Regions from separate parts of the Homo sapiens genome. Here region 1 is linked to region 2. A link is a loop called in an ENCODE intact Hi-C map of the cell type or tissue named here. Cell type or tissue: PC-9. All regions are shown on one strand. Links, peaks and the distances in the headings refer to the core of each region. The heading gives the core; the rest is flanking DNA.

Evidence for each region. A loop is a pair of places that touch in the nucleus more often than their neighbours do. Peaks named below come from ENCODE experiments on the same cell type or tissue, not always from the same donor. Only the 100,000 strongest peaks of a DNase experiment are listed, where the experiment ranks them.
Region 1: it touches region 2 in a loop (8-fold over the local background); 17 of 110 quality-filtered maps call a loop at or near these places.

What each region holds. Positions count from the first base shown.
Region 1 is chr14:70,715,592-70,721,593 of GRCh38, forward strand. No RefSeq gene overlaps it. Among named protein-coding and RNA genes, the nearest start is that of LINC01269, 20 kb to the left of the region's middle. In PC-9, for the core only: no CTCF peak of the experiment used is centred there; DNase peaks (open chromatin) are centred at 3,000 and 3,340; H3K27ac peaks cover 1,402 bases.
Region 2 is chr14:70,662,568-70,668,569 of GRCh38, forward strand. It overlaps TTC9 (tetratricopeptide repeat domain 9), which reads left to right. Exons shown (of 3, transcript NM_015351.2): 2 at 4,997-5,179. Among named protein-coding and RNA genes, the nearest start is that of TTC9, 24 kb to the left of the region's middle. RefSeq lists enhancers at 3,159-3,318, 3,816-4,316, 4,317-4,817. In PC-9, for the core only: no CTCF peak of the experiment used is centred there; DNase peaks (open chromatin) are centred at 2,724, 3,034, 3,554, 3,944 and 1 weaker place; H3K4me3 peaks cover 1,724 bases; H3K27ac peaks cover 2,500 bases.

The sequences.
Region 1 (6,002 bases), core at 1,999-4,498, 53 kb after region 2:
TAGTCCCAGCTACTTCGGAGGCTCAGACAGGAGGATTGCTTCAGCTCAGGAGGTCAAGGCTGCAGTGAGTCCTGATCATGCCACTATACTCCAGCCTGGGTGACAGGGTAAGATCCTATCAGGGAGGAAGAAAGGAGGGGAGGAAAAAGGGAAGAAAAAGAGAGGAAAAGGGGAGAAAGGGAAGGGAAGGGAAGGGTCAAGTTCATGATAGACAAAAATTTTCCAAAATTCTAATTTTCAATTGAAAGCTTGAATTTCATCGTTGGCAACAAATACAGTTGTTTTCAGTGAAGTGACAGGCTAACTTTGTTCACTTGCAAGAAAATATCTGTGAAATACTCAATCCTGAATAACCATAGTTTGCTTGACAATTATCCTTTCAAGTAAAAACAGTGTTTCATTTAAAAAAGAAAAAAAAAAAGGCCGGGCACGGTAGCTCACGCCTGTAATCCCAGCATTTTGGGAGGCCAAGGTGAGCTGATCACGAGGTCAGGAGATCGAGACCATCCTGGCCAACATGGTGAAACCCCATCTCTACTAAAAATACAAAAATTAGCTAGGTGTGGTGGCACGTGCCTCTAATCCCAGCTACTTGGGAGGCTGAAGCACGAGAATCGCTTGAACCCAGGAGGCAGAGCTTGCAGTGAGCCAAGATCACACCACTGCACTCCAGCCGGGTGACAGAGGGAGACACTCCGTCTCAAAAAAAAAAAAAAAAGAAAAAGAAAAAGAAAAAGAAAAAGAAAAAAAAAGGCAGCTAGTTCAGCTCGCAACTCAATCACATATGTGCTTTTCCTCCAGGCAAACTTGTAGTTCAATACACAGCAGAAATACTTGATGTGACGATGTGACTTCACATTTCATCTCAGAGAATGTTAAAAAGATATAGTTAAGCAAGAGTCAGGATTTAATTAACATAGTAATGTTACTAAGTAACTATTGCTTTATCAAGGGCATTCTTAAGTGAAACTGGCATTCCCATTACTTCAAGCGCCTGGTGATGGAGAATACAAGGAGTGCTGTCCCATTTGCTGTCTCTGCCTGTCCCAAGATGCCAGGAGTTTGACCTGCCGTGCTTTTCGGTGCAAATGTCAACACAGTGAAAAAGATAAACAACAGTTTAGTGTTATTGTGAAAATAGTTTTGACCTCCCCTATCTCCAGGGATCGACGGGCCAAACATTGAAAACTGTTACATTACTGGGACAAAACTCCCAAGATGGGTTGTAGGAGGAAGGAGGGAGGGGCTGTTATATTCTGACTTTAATATCATTTGCTCAGAGATAGGAGCATAGAAAAGATCCCCTATGCCTGAAATTTATCTCCTAAACCTCTCACCCCACATGTTATTTTCCATTTCCTTTTCTGATTCTGCATAGAATGTGTCCTGAGAGACACATTTTTTTCCTCACCCCAGGGCAAACTAAATAGCACAGGCAGAACCCAGCTGGAAGCACCCTCTTCATCTCCCACCTATGTAAAAATTAATCTTTTTTTCCCTACCAGTTATTGCCTAACACTAGTGCTTATCACAAAGAAAAGGCTGCAAGAACAAAGTGCTCTGTGAGATAAGGAATTTAAGATAAGTGAGCTGGCAGAGGATAAAATCCAATCCCCTTCACACAGCTGCTCCCAACACCTGGCTTCCCCATTAACACCACTCCCAGGACTATTTAAGTCTTAGTCATCTTCCAGGTCTCAACTGGGACACCACTTCCCACCTCTTGTCTGCCTATCTGTGCCTATCTCGCTCCCTCTCTCCATATAGGAAATACAGATATAGAGACAGAGATAGACATTAACAGATAGATAGATATTGAAATATAGATTATCATAGTGCCTTAATTGTTGGGTAAGCTGATTTTCCCACTAGATGGCAAATTCCAAAAAAGTGGCAGTCATTTTCTGTCCCATTCACCCTCAGGGGTTTTAAAACACTGAGATGATGTGTTTGAGCATTAGTTAAGGACATGCTTTTAGATGGGGAATGCCTTTCCTTACAGCACCATTCCCCACTGCATCTTACTGTCATAAGAGTGCCTCACTCATTGACCTGTCTGGTCCCACACAGAACTGGAATTTGCCAGTCACACTGCAACTGGGACCAGAGTCATCCCTCGATAACCATTTGTCAGAGGATTGGAGGGATGAGTCTTTTCTTTTCAGGTTGGGTAAAGTATAGAACTAGGTGGGAATCGGTGCTACGTTATCGGGCCACTCCACACTAGCCATGGCCCTCAGGATGTCCCTCCATCTACAGGTGTCCCGTGGTGCTTGGTACCCTTCTCCACTGCATCCTAGCGTGTTCAGTCTCACCAGGGAGACTATCATCTTCTAGGGGATGGAATCTGATCTCTATTCCTTTCTTCTCTTTCCCATCTTGCCTTGTCTCTTTCCCTCACATTTGACCACTTATTTATTTATTTTTTTTTTAGATGGAATCTCACTGTATCACCCAGGCTGCAGTGCAGTGGTGCCATCTCGGCTCACTGCAACCTCTGCCTCCCGGGTTTGAGCAATTCTTCTGCCTCAGCCTCCAGAGTAGCTGGGACTACAGGCACATGCCACCACACCCAGCTATTTTTTTTTTTTTTTTTTTTGGTATTTTTAGTAGAGACAGGGTTTCACCACGTTTGCCAGGCTGTTCTTGAACTCCTGACCTCAGGTGATCCACCTGCCTCTGCCTCCCAAAGTGCTGGGATTACAGGCGTGAGCCACGGCACCCATGGTGACCACTTACAGGTTGCAGTCTTCTTAAGACACCTAGGTAGATAGCCAGAAAGTCAGTTCATAAAGAGGATAATACTCTTTCAAGCAGGAGGCCTCCATTCCTGGAAAATCAAGTGTTTCAGGAAGCAGAGAAGTGTTGAGTCTTAGGGATGGGGAAGGACTGGAGGCAGGGAAATTGTGATGGGCATTTGGGAAGGTAGACTCAGGTCAGATTGGGTGGGGCCCTGAAGGCCGTGCTCAAGAATGTGGATCCTTTCCTGCAGACATTGGGCGTGGCGTGATCCAACCTGTGTTCCATGAGCACATTTCCTAGGCTGATCTTTCTCAAGCCTCCCCATTGTCCTTACGTCACAAAGAAGTGTCCAGTGCCTCCCACTGAGACCCCATAACAGGCACTCCTGGTTGGATAGCAGCAGTGTGACCAATGACTGAGAGGAGGAGGGGACAGAGTGGCAGACCCCCACCCTCATCTCCACCCCACCCCCTTATGCCAAAACATGTTCTCCAGCTTGAGCTAGTTGGACTAGATCGGGTGGGGACCAAGGGCTCAGAGGATTAGGACATCAGCCCCAGCCTTGAATGAACCACATTCCATAGGCACGTAAACAGGGTGTGGTGGACGCAGGCCTGGTGCAGCTCCTTTGACAGAGGGGTGTGCACTTGTGTTGTAGGAACGTGCTATTTGCCTGTGCAGGACCTGACATCCCTAACCAGCTGTGCCCCTAGGAAACCCCCACAGCACCTCCTTCTTAGAATGTTCTCTGTACATGTGCCCTCACTGGATTCTGCTAGCAGTCTGCAGGTGCTCACCATTCCAGCACCAACTCTCCACTGGAGGGAAGGGACGAAGAAAGGGGTGAGGGGGACCAGGAAGTTGGCCCCAGTCCTACCTTCCATAAGCAGGGCTTCTGGAATCACCTCGTTATACTGCTTAGGGCAGGGGACAACCTTGAAGCCAGTGGCCTCTGGAACACCTGCAAAGGAACCTGGTTAGCATGGGAAAGCATCCTCAAACTATTTTATTTGCCATTGTTTTGCTGAATAGAAAAGTAACATATATTCTTTTTTTTAAAGTTTAATAAATTCCAAAAGAACATTTTTAAACCATCTATGATACCTCCCCACAAAGATAGCTGACTTTCTCCCAGTCTTTTTCCTGAGCCTATCAGGTGTGTATTTTTTTAAATGTAAATATATTTTCTGTATATAATAGGGATCCAATTGCTTTTGAAATTTTTTATATCCTACCATTTAGCTTATCATGAGCATTTTCACATTTTCTTAATTATTCATGAAAAATTTAGCTTCATGTATAACCTGTTCATGAATAATCTAATGGCCACAAAATATCTCACATGGTCCATGATAAAATCAGCGCTAGGAACCCAGGGTGAGGCATTACAAGGTTCACTTTTTTAAAAAGGTGGACACAGAATTGTGCTGCCTGAGAGGAGAGGGAGCATCTCACCATCTCCCGCCTTGGTATCTTTTATTCTTTAGGACTCAGCTCAGGTTCTGTCTCCTCCATGAGGTGAAGCCCCAGCTCAGGCTAAACCCAGCCCACAGTGCTCCTTTAGCACCCCATCATGGCGCTGACTACATTACATTAAACAGATTTCTTCATATTTTGGTCTTTCCCACCAGACAATATAGTCTTTGAGAACCTGGCTAAAGAAGCTGCAAATCTCTAGTGTCCAGATGGTACCTAGCACAGGAAGGTACTCAATAAATGCCTTGAAAAGCAGCAGACTTTAAGCAACCTCCTGTTGTCAGGCATTTAGACAGTTTTCTAGTTTGTAAAGAGAGCCTTCTTGCTCTCACTATATCAGATTCCATGTTGTTGGGTGAGGAAGAGGCTGGCAGAAGACCCGCATTCTTATTTGGGTCATTTGTAGTCTCTTGAATGATCCTGTAAATAACATTGGGATGACTTGTAAATCTTTGTCTGCATCCAACTCAATCTTTTTTTGTTTGTTTTTTTTGTTTGTTTTCGAGACGGGAGTTTCGCTCTTGTTGCCCAGGCTGGAGTGCAATGGCGCGATCTCGGCTCACCGCAACCTCTGCCTCCCAGGTTCAAGCGATTCTCCTGCCTCAGCCTCCCGAGTAGCTGGGATTATAGGCATGTGCCATTACACCCGGCTAATTTTGTAATTTTAGTAGAAACAGGGTTTCACCATGTTGGTCAGACTGGTCTCAAACTCCAGACCTCACGTGATTCAACCGCCTTGGCCTCCCAAAGTGCTGGGATTACAGGTGTGAGCCACCGTGCCAGGCCCCAACTCAATCTTATGATACAAACGCAGATGCCAGAATCAGACAAGTCCCAGCTCCACTATTTGCCAGTTGTGCGGTCTTGGGCATGTTACTCAACCCTCTGGCCCTCACTTTCCTCAATGTAAAATGGAGATAATAATGGATGTACTCTTAAAGATGTTGAAATATTGTAAATGAGATAACATAGGTCAGGTCTTAGTGCAACAGTTGACACATTAAACTAGTTTTTATTACTATGGAGTAGTAACAGAATTACTAGGCCTGTGTTGTAGTTTTTAATACCATATGGCCAAGCTGCTTTCCAGAAACATGCAGCAATTTGTATACATGTTAACAGTATATGGTGCCTGGCTGGGTGACTGGCTCATGTCTGAAATCCCAGCACTTTGGGAGGCCGAGGTGGGGAGATCACCTGAGATCACAAGTTTGAGACCAGCCTAACCAACATGGCGAAACCCCATCTCTACTAAAAATACTAAATTAGCTGGGCATGGTGACATGTGCCTGTAATCCCAGCCGCTGGGGAGGCTGAGGCATGAGAATCACTTGAACCCAGGAGGCGGAAGTTGCAGTGACCTGAGATGGCACCACTGCACTCCAGCCTGGGTGACAGAGCGAGACTCTGTCTCAACAAAACAAAAATAGTATGGCACCTTTCCATATGGCACCAGCAAGGAGATTGGTCAATTTTTCATTTTTGCCCAGTTGGCTTTACAAAGGTTATCTGGATCCTGGTGAAACTAACCTCAAGGCTCAGCAAAATGTCAGCTTTGCCCTCCCAATCCAAGCATCCAGCACAGAACCCCACCTCGGAGTCACCCCTCCTCAGGTGTCAGAGAAAAGAGCAAAGAGGTCAGAGAGAAATGAAAGGTTACAGCATTCACACAAGGGTGTCTGAATATTTAAGTTCAGAAGTCGTTTTCTTCCACATGTAGCTGAGTGATGAAATAGAGGATTCAAGCAGTGAAGAATGGCCTCAAACAAGATTCATCCTGTCTG
Region 2 (6,002 bases), core at 2,075-4,574:
CCAGTGAAACAATTTTGTCCTTCTATTAAGTGGCAAACATTTGTATTTAGAGGCTGTTAGATCTGAAAGGACGGTAGAGATCATTTAGTGAAATTTAGATCTCTCATTTTGCAGATGCCCAGAAAGGGAAAGTAATTTTCATAATGTTGGCTAGTGGCAAAGATGGGACTAGAATCCAGCTCTTATGATTCCTAGTTCAGTGCTCTTTAAAATACCGATGCATGCCAAATGGCAGAGTATAGAGACTGTGACATGATAATCCTTAATTCAAACAGAGACCAGGTCACCACAACATGGAGAAACACTTCTCGACAATCAGGAAATCCAAAATGACAATAAAGATCTCCCAGATGAACGGCTCTACCTTGCAAATGTGGACAGCAGAGAGAAAATATTGCAGAAATTCCCTGCTGCTGGTCACCTCTGCCTCCTGGATGCCACTTACATTGATCTGTTTTTCCTGCTTATCCGCCTCCACTCTGGTCACCTGAGTCACCATCACTTCATCATCCAAATCCACTCTTGCCTCACAATGAAGTCCCAGATCTTCTACGTGGACCAGAAGGGTCTCTGTGTCATGGTTTCTTTCTTTTCCAGCTTCACCTTTTTTACCCTTCCCTCTGGTTCTCTGCTCCAACCTGGCATGCATGGCTTCCCAAACTTTCTGAAATAGGCCATTCCCCTCTCGCTCCCTCTCTTTCTTGGCTCTGCCTTGAAAAGTCACAGTTTCACCCAGATCAGTGATTCCCAAACATGGGTGATTTTACCACCACCCCACCACCCAGGGAATACTTGGCCATTTCCAGAGACATTTTTTGGTTGTCACAAGTGGCATGTAGTGAGAAGAGGCTAGGGGAGCTGCTAAGCATCCTGCAAGGCTCAAGACATCCTCATGTAACAAAAAATCATCTAGTCCAAAATGTCAATAGTGCTGAGGCTGAGAAATACCCAATCTTTAGATCCCAGCTATAATGCTACTTCTTCCAAGAAGGCCTCCCATTATACTTTAGATCAAGGTAAGGCCCCTCCTGCCTGGGTATGCTCCTTCTCTACCTTTGTCCTTCATAGCAGTTAGCCCACATGTGAATATTTGAGATAACATGACCTCTGCCCTCCCTGCCCATCTGTTAGCCCCAGGTGGGTGGGGGGGCGGGTGTCAGCTCATCAGCTGATCCCACTGCCCCGCCCAGTGCCCAGCAGTTAGGCATCAATTTTTGCTTGTTAGCTTTGGAACACAGCAGAAGGGAGTTTCCACAGATGACCTCTCTTTCTCCCCAGGGGCTGTGTGGGTTTCCGATGGCTTCAAATGCATCCCCACAGACACCCCAGAGGTCAAGTGCACAGTCTTGGAAGCCTGACAGAAGTGGGCTGATATCCTAATTCTACCCCCTTCCAGCTGGGTGACCTTCAGCAAGTTACTTCATTTCTCTGGAACTCAGTTTCATCATCTATAAAAGAAGGATAAAAATAGAACCTGTTTCATGGAGTTGATGTGAGGATTAAAAGACATAGTGTATGTGAAGTATTTAGCACCTCTGACACCAGAGAAGGGATTAATAACCATGAGGAGGACACACTGTGGGGCGATGCCACTTATCCTGAGGTCCACTGCAACCCCAGGTCCTGGCTAATGGCTACAGGGATGGGGAAGGAGCAATCAGGAGGCAGCCAGTCCACGTCGTCTTAACTTCCTCAGCCCTCACACGTGCCTGCTGTCATCCCATCTTACCTATCCCATGGGCTTACTAGATGTACCAGTAGCCACCCACCCAAAGCAGAGAGGTGCCTAAAAATCACCTGCAGGTAGCGCTGAGGCCAGCCTCCAGCCTGGCTGTCACCCCCTCCACCCCTGGATTCCCTTAAGAGTCCTGGCCTGGGCCGGGTGTAGTGGCTCACTCCTGTAATCCCAGCACTTTGGGAGGCTGAGGCAGGCAGATCACCAGAGGTCAGGAGTTCGAGACCAGCCTGACCAATATGGTGAAACCCCGTCTCTATTAAAACTACAAAAATTAGCTAGGCATGGTGGCGGGCATCTGTAGTAGTCCCAGCTACTTGGGAGGCTGAGACGGGAGAATTGCTTGAACCCAGGAGGCAGAGGTTGCAGTGAGCCGAGATCGCACCACTGCACTCCAGCCTAGGCAATAGAGCGTGACTCCATTTAAAAAAAAAAAAAAAAAGAGTCCTGGCCTAGCACCCCAACTTCTTATCCAGATTCTACCTCTTGGCCCAGCTATTTCTCCATCTTTCTGGGCCCTGTCTGTGGTGTCAGCTGAGGCTCCACACCCTATAACCAGCCTAGCCCTGCCTCCCTTGCCTCCCCCAAAGTCTGAACCCTGGTCCACAGCCAGGTATGCCAGTTCCCACCGGATCTGCAGGGGAACTAGAAATATTTTTACCAAATAAGTGCCAGAAATTGATTGCTGTGGTTCCTTTAACCCTTTGTGGGAAGGGGGAGGCTTCCCCATTTCCAGGCCTCTTTGCTTCCCCTGCCCCTGTCACCACCATTTTATGCATTCAAAAACTGTTATTTTATTTTATTTTTATTTTTATTTGTTAAATGGTCCTTTTCCTAGACTGCCAGGGTCAGCAAACAGAAGTGTCTGTTCAAAGAGGGAGGGCTGGACGGGAAGAGGGCTGCTAGGCCCGGTCAGAGAGGACTTCAGGCAGGGAGCGTGGAAGCTGTGGACAGGACAGCTTTTAGCTCTGGGAGCAGGTGCTGGAGCCAAGTCACACACAGGTAGCAGTCAGTGAGGTTCACATCCAGGAACCTTTTTACAGAAACCCCTCTCTCTCTCTGTACAGCTGTATAAGCACCAGCACAGGCTCCGACAACATGCAGGTGAGGAAGGGGACAGAAGGGCCTAAGATCCCACCATGGAGAGAGAGGGAGGAGAGGGGAGGGGGGCTTGTAGCATCAGCTTATCAGAAGGACCCCCTGGTGCACCAGAAGATTGTAGTCCTGGGTGAACAAGAGCTGCCCTCGGGGGTTAGCAGCCTGTTGCTTCTGTTGACTTGGCTTTCTGCCCTGCAGCCAGTGAAACCTGACAGGTCAGTTTCTAGATCTGGGCTGATTCTCTTTCACTTCCTGGTTCTCATACCTTCATCTTGACAGTCTGTGTATTTCTCCTCATTCTGTGAAAGAATGGAGTTTTTTGGTCCTAAATGCTCAAAAAAAATCTGGTCTCTTAAAAAATCTCAGCAATTCTGATACCTGGGAAGTTATTTAAGGGGTCAGAATGACTGACGTTAGACCCCTGAAGATTGAAATCAGTGACTTGTCTCTATCCTGAGGTGTCTTCTGTCAGTGTGGAAAAGTCTGGGCACAAAGAAGGAACAGAGCATCAGCATTCTCCCCCAGCCACCCAGCCGGGTTGTGAACAGAAGCACCAGTTTTGCCTCCTAAGTCTCTGTTTTTATTTGCTTTGAAGAAGCAGACAGGTGCCTTTTTCCTGTCTCTTTTTTTGTACTCCCTCCGAAGTATGCAACATACTTTGCCGTTGGTCAATGCCTACTAGATATTTGAGTGGTTAAATGGAGGCGAGGTGGCTCAGCAGGGTTGGGATTAGAGGGAGGTGCCTAGGGCACGAAATTTCAATCATTCTTCAAGGCCATTTAGTCATCCTCCAGGCGTGTCATCACTCTAGTCCCAGCCCTGTGGCTCCCTGTGGCTCAGGGCTGGTAAGGGAAAGCTCAAAGGGACATGGTTTACTCAAAGATGGCTGTTTGTGGGATGGGGAAGCTCTCCACCATGAGACCTGCCTGCCATAGCTTCCTCTTGCCTGGGACACCTAGGTCTCTCATGTCCAGACATGTGGCTTGTATGAGCTGGTCACTAGCCTACCAGAAAGCCCCCTCTCTCAGGAACTGCAGAGACAAATATACATGAAAGGGAACTTGAGGGAAGTCAGAGGCAGATGTTACTGGTACAAGACTAAAAAGAATTCTAAGAATGTTAACTAACATTTTTTTCATGCTTGCTATGTGCCAAGCCCACATTAAGTACTTTATGGCCATTATTTTATATAATCCCTCCAACAACTAGATTAGGAAGGACTTGGATTCTGGAGCCAGACAGCTTCAGCTTAAATCCCATCTTTGTCTCTTTCACGTTGTGTGGACTTGGGAAATTTCTTCAGCTCTCTGGGCCTCAGCTTCCTCACCTATAAAATTGAAACAGTAATAGTACCCACATTGGAGTATTCTGAGGATTATATCAGTAATACATGTAAAACAATGAGACCAGCATCTGTACAAGGTAAGCACTCAACAAATATTGGCCATGATGGTGATGATGATGATGAAGATGATGATGAAGAGATGATGATTGCCTCTGGTAGCTTATTCCTAAGGCTGCCTACAACAAAGTCCCACAAACTGGGTGACTTGAGATAATAGAAATGTATGATCTCACAGTTCCAGGGGCTAGGAGTCCAAGATCCAGGTGCTGGTGGGTTGTTATTCTGAAAGATGTGAGGAAGAATCTGTTCCATGCCTCTCTGTGAGGTTCTGGTAGCCTCAGGCATTCCTTGGCTTATGGATGGCTCTCTTCTCCCCATGTTTTATCATGTCGTCTTTCCTCTGTGTGTGTCTGTCTTTGTGTACATATTTCCCCTTTTTATAAGGATACCAGTCACACTGGATTAGGCCCTACTGTAATGACCTCAACTTGATCACCTCTGTAAAGATCCTGTCTCCAAATAAGGTCACATTCTTGTGTACTGCAGGTTAGGACTTCAACATATCTTTTGGTGGTGGAAGGGTGGGCATAATTCAACCCATAATACAAGGTTAAGTGACTTGCTCAAGCCTTGTTAACATGGCTTTTTAGTGATGAAACTGGTCAGGGAGGCTAGGATTATTGGAAGACAAATCCCAAGATGTAAACCCCAGTGGAAAACCCCAACCCTGCTAAACCTCTGGAGAGAAGCAACTCAAGGGAAACATGCAGAGCTGGCCACTGTTGTGCTGATGGCATTTTCCCTCCCTTCCTCCATAGCCTGCCTGCTCCAGGCTGAGCTGGTAAACTATGAACGAGTCAAGGAATATTGCCTCAAAGTCTTGAAGAAGGAAGGGGAGAACTTCAAGGCCCTTTACCGGTCTGGTGTGGCCTTCTACCACCTTGGGGACTATGACAAAGCACTCTACTACCTGAAAGAAGCAAGGACCCAACAACCAACAGGTAAGGCGGAAATAGCTGTTTTCTTACTTCCTCCCTGCTCTGGTGGCTCCTGGGACCTTCTCATTTCAGCAGTTTTCTTGGCTAGGAGGGCCAGGCAGGGACAGAGATGGCAAAATTAGGGATCAGATATATATGATAAGACCTAAGAGGAGCACACAGCCCATGCATTTGCCTAGGGTTTGAGTTCCAGGGAGCACAGGCCCCTCTTCTCTTCAAATAGAGTATAGAATTCCTCATCTTTTTCAACTCAGAATCCAGCTCTCTTCACTTATTCAACAAATATATATATATTGAATTCATACTATGTGCCAAGATTTGTGCTAAGCACCAAGGGAATCAATGAAAAGACACTGCCGCTACCCATGAGGCGCTCACATCTGGTTGATGACACAGAATACAAACAGGCAAATTTGATGCTAAGCCCAGCACCTTTCAGGAAGCATGCTCTGACTTCTCCAGTCAGATGCTATTCCTTAGGACATGTGTTATCTATAGCATTCACTTAGATCATATCCACCAGTCATTCATTCATTCATTCCACAGATATTTATTGAGGGGGTACAATATTGCTAGGTATATAGTAGTGAACAAAAGAAAGTTGTTGCCTTCAAAGAGCTTATATTATAATGGCTCACTGTCTATTGTAAGTGGGAAAAAAAAGTGTGGAGAGGGGACAGAACCCAGGGAGGGGCTCTCTACCAAGGGATGGCTAGAAGTCAACCAGTAAACAAGCAAACAAATAGTAAACAAATGAAATACTTAGTAGTAATAAACGCTGTGAAGAAAATAAAGCAGAATAAAGAGATCAAGAGTAAATGGGGGC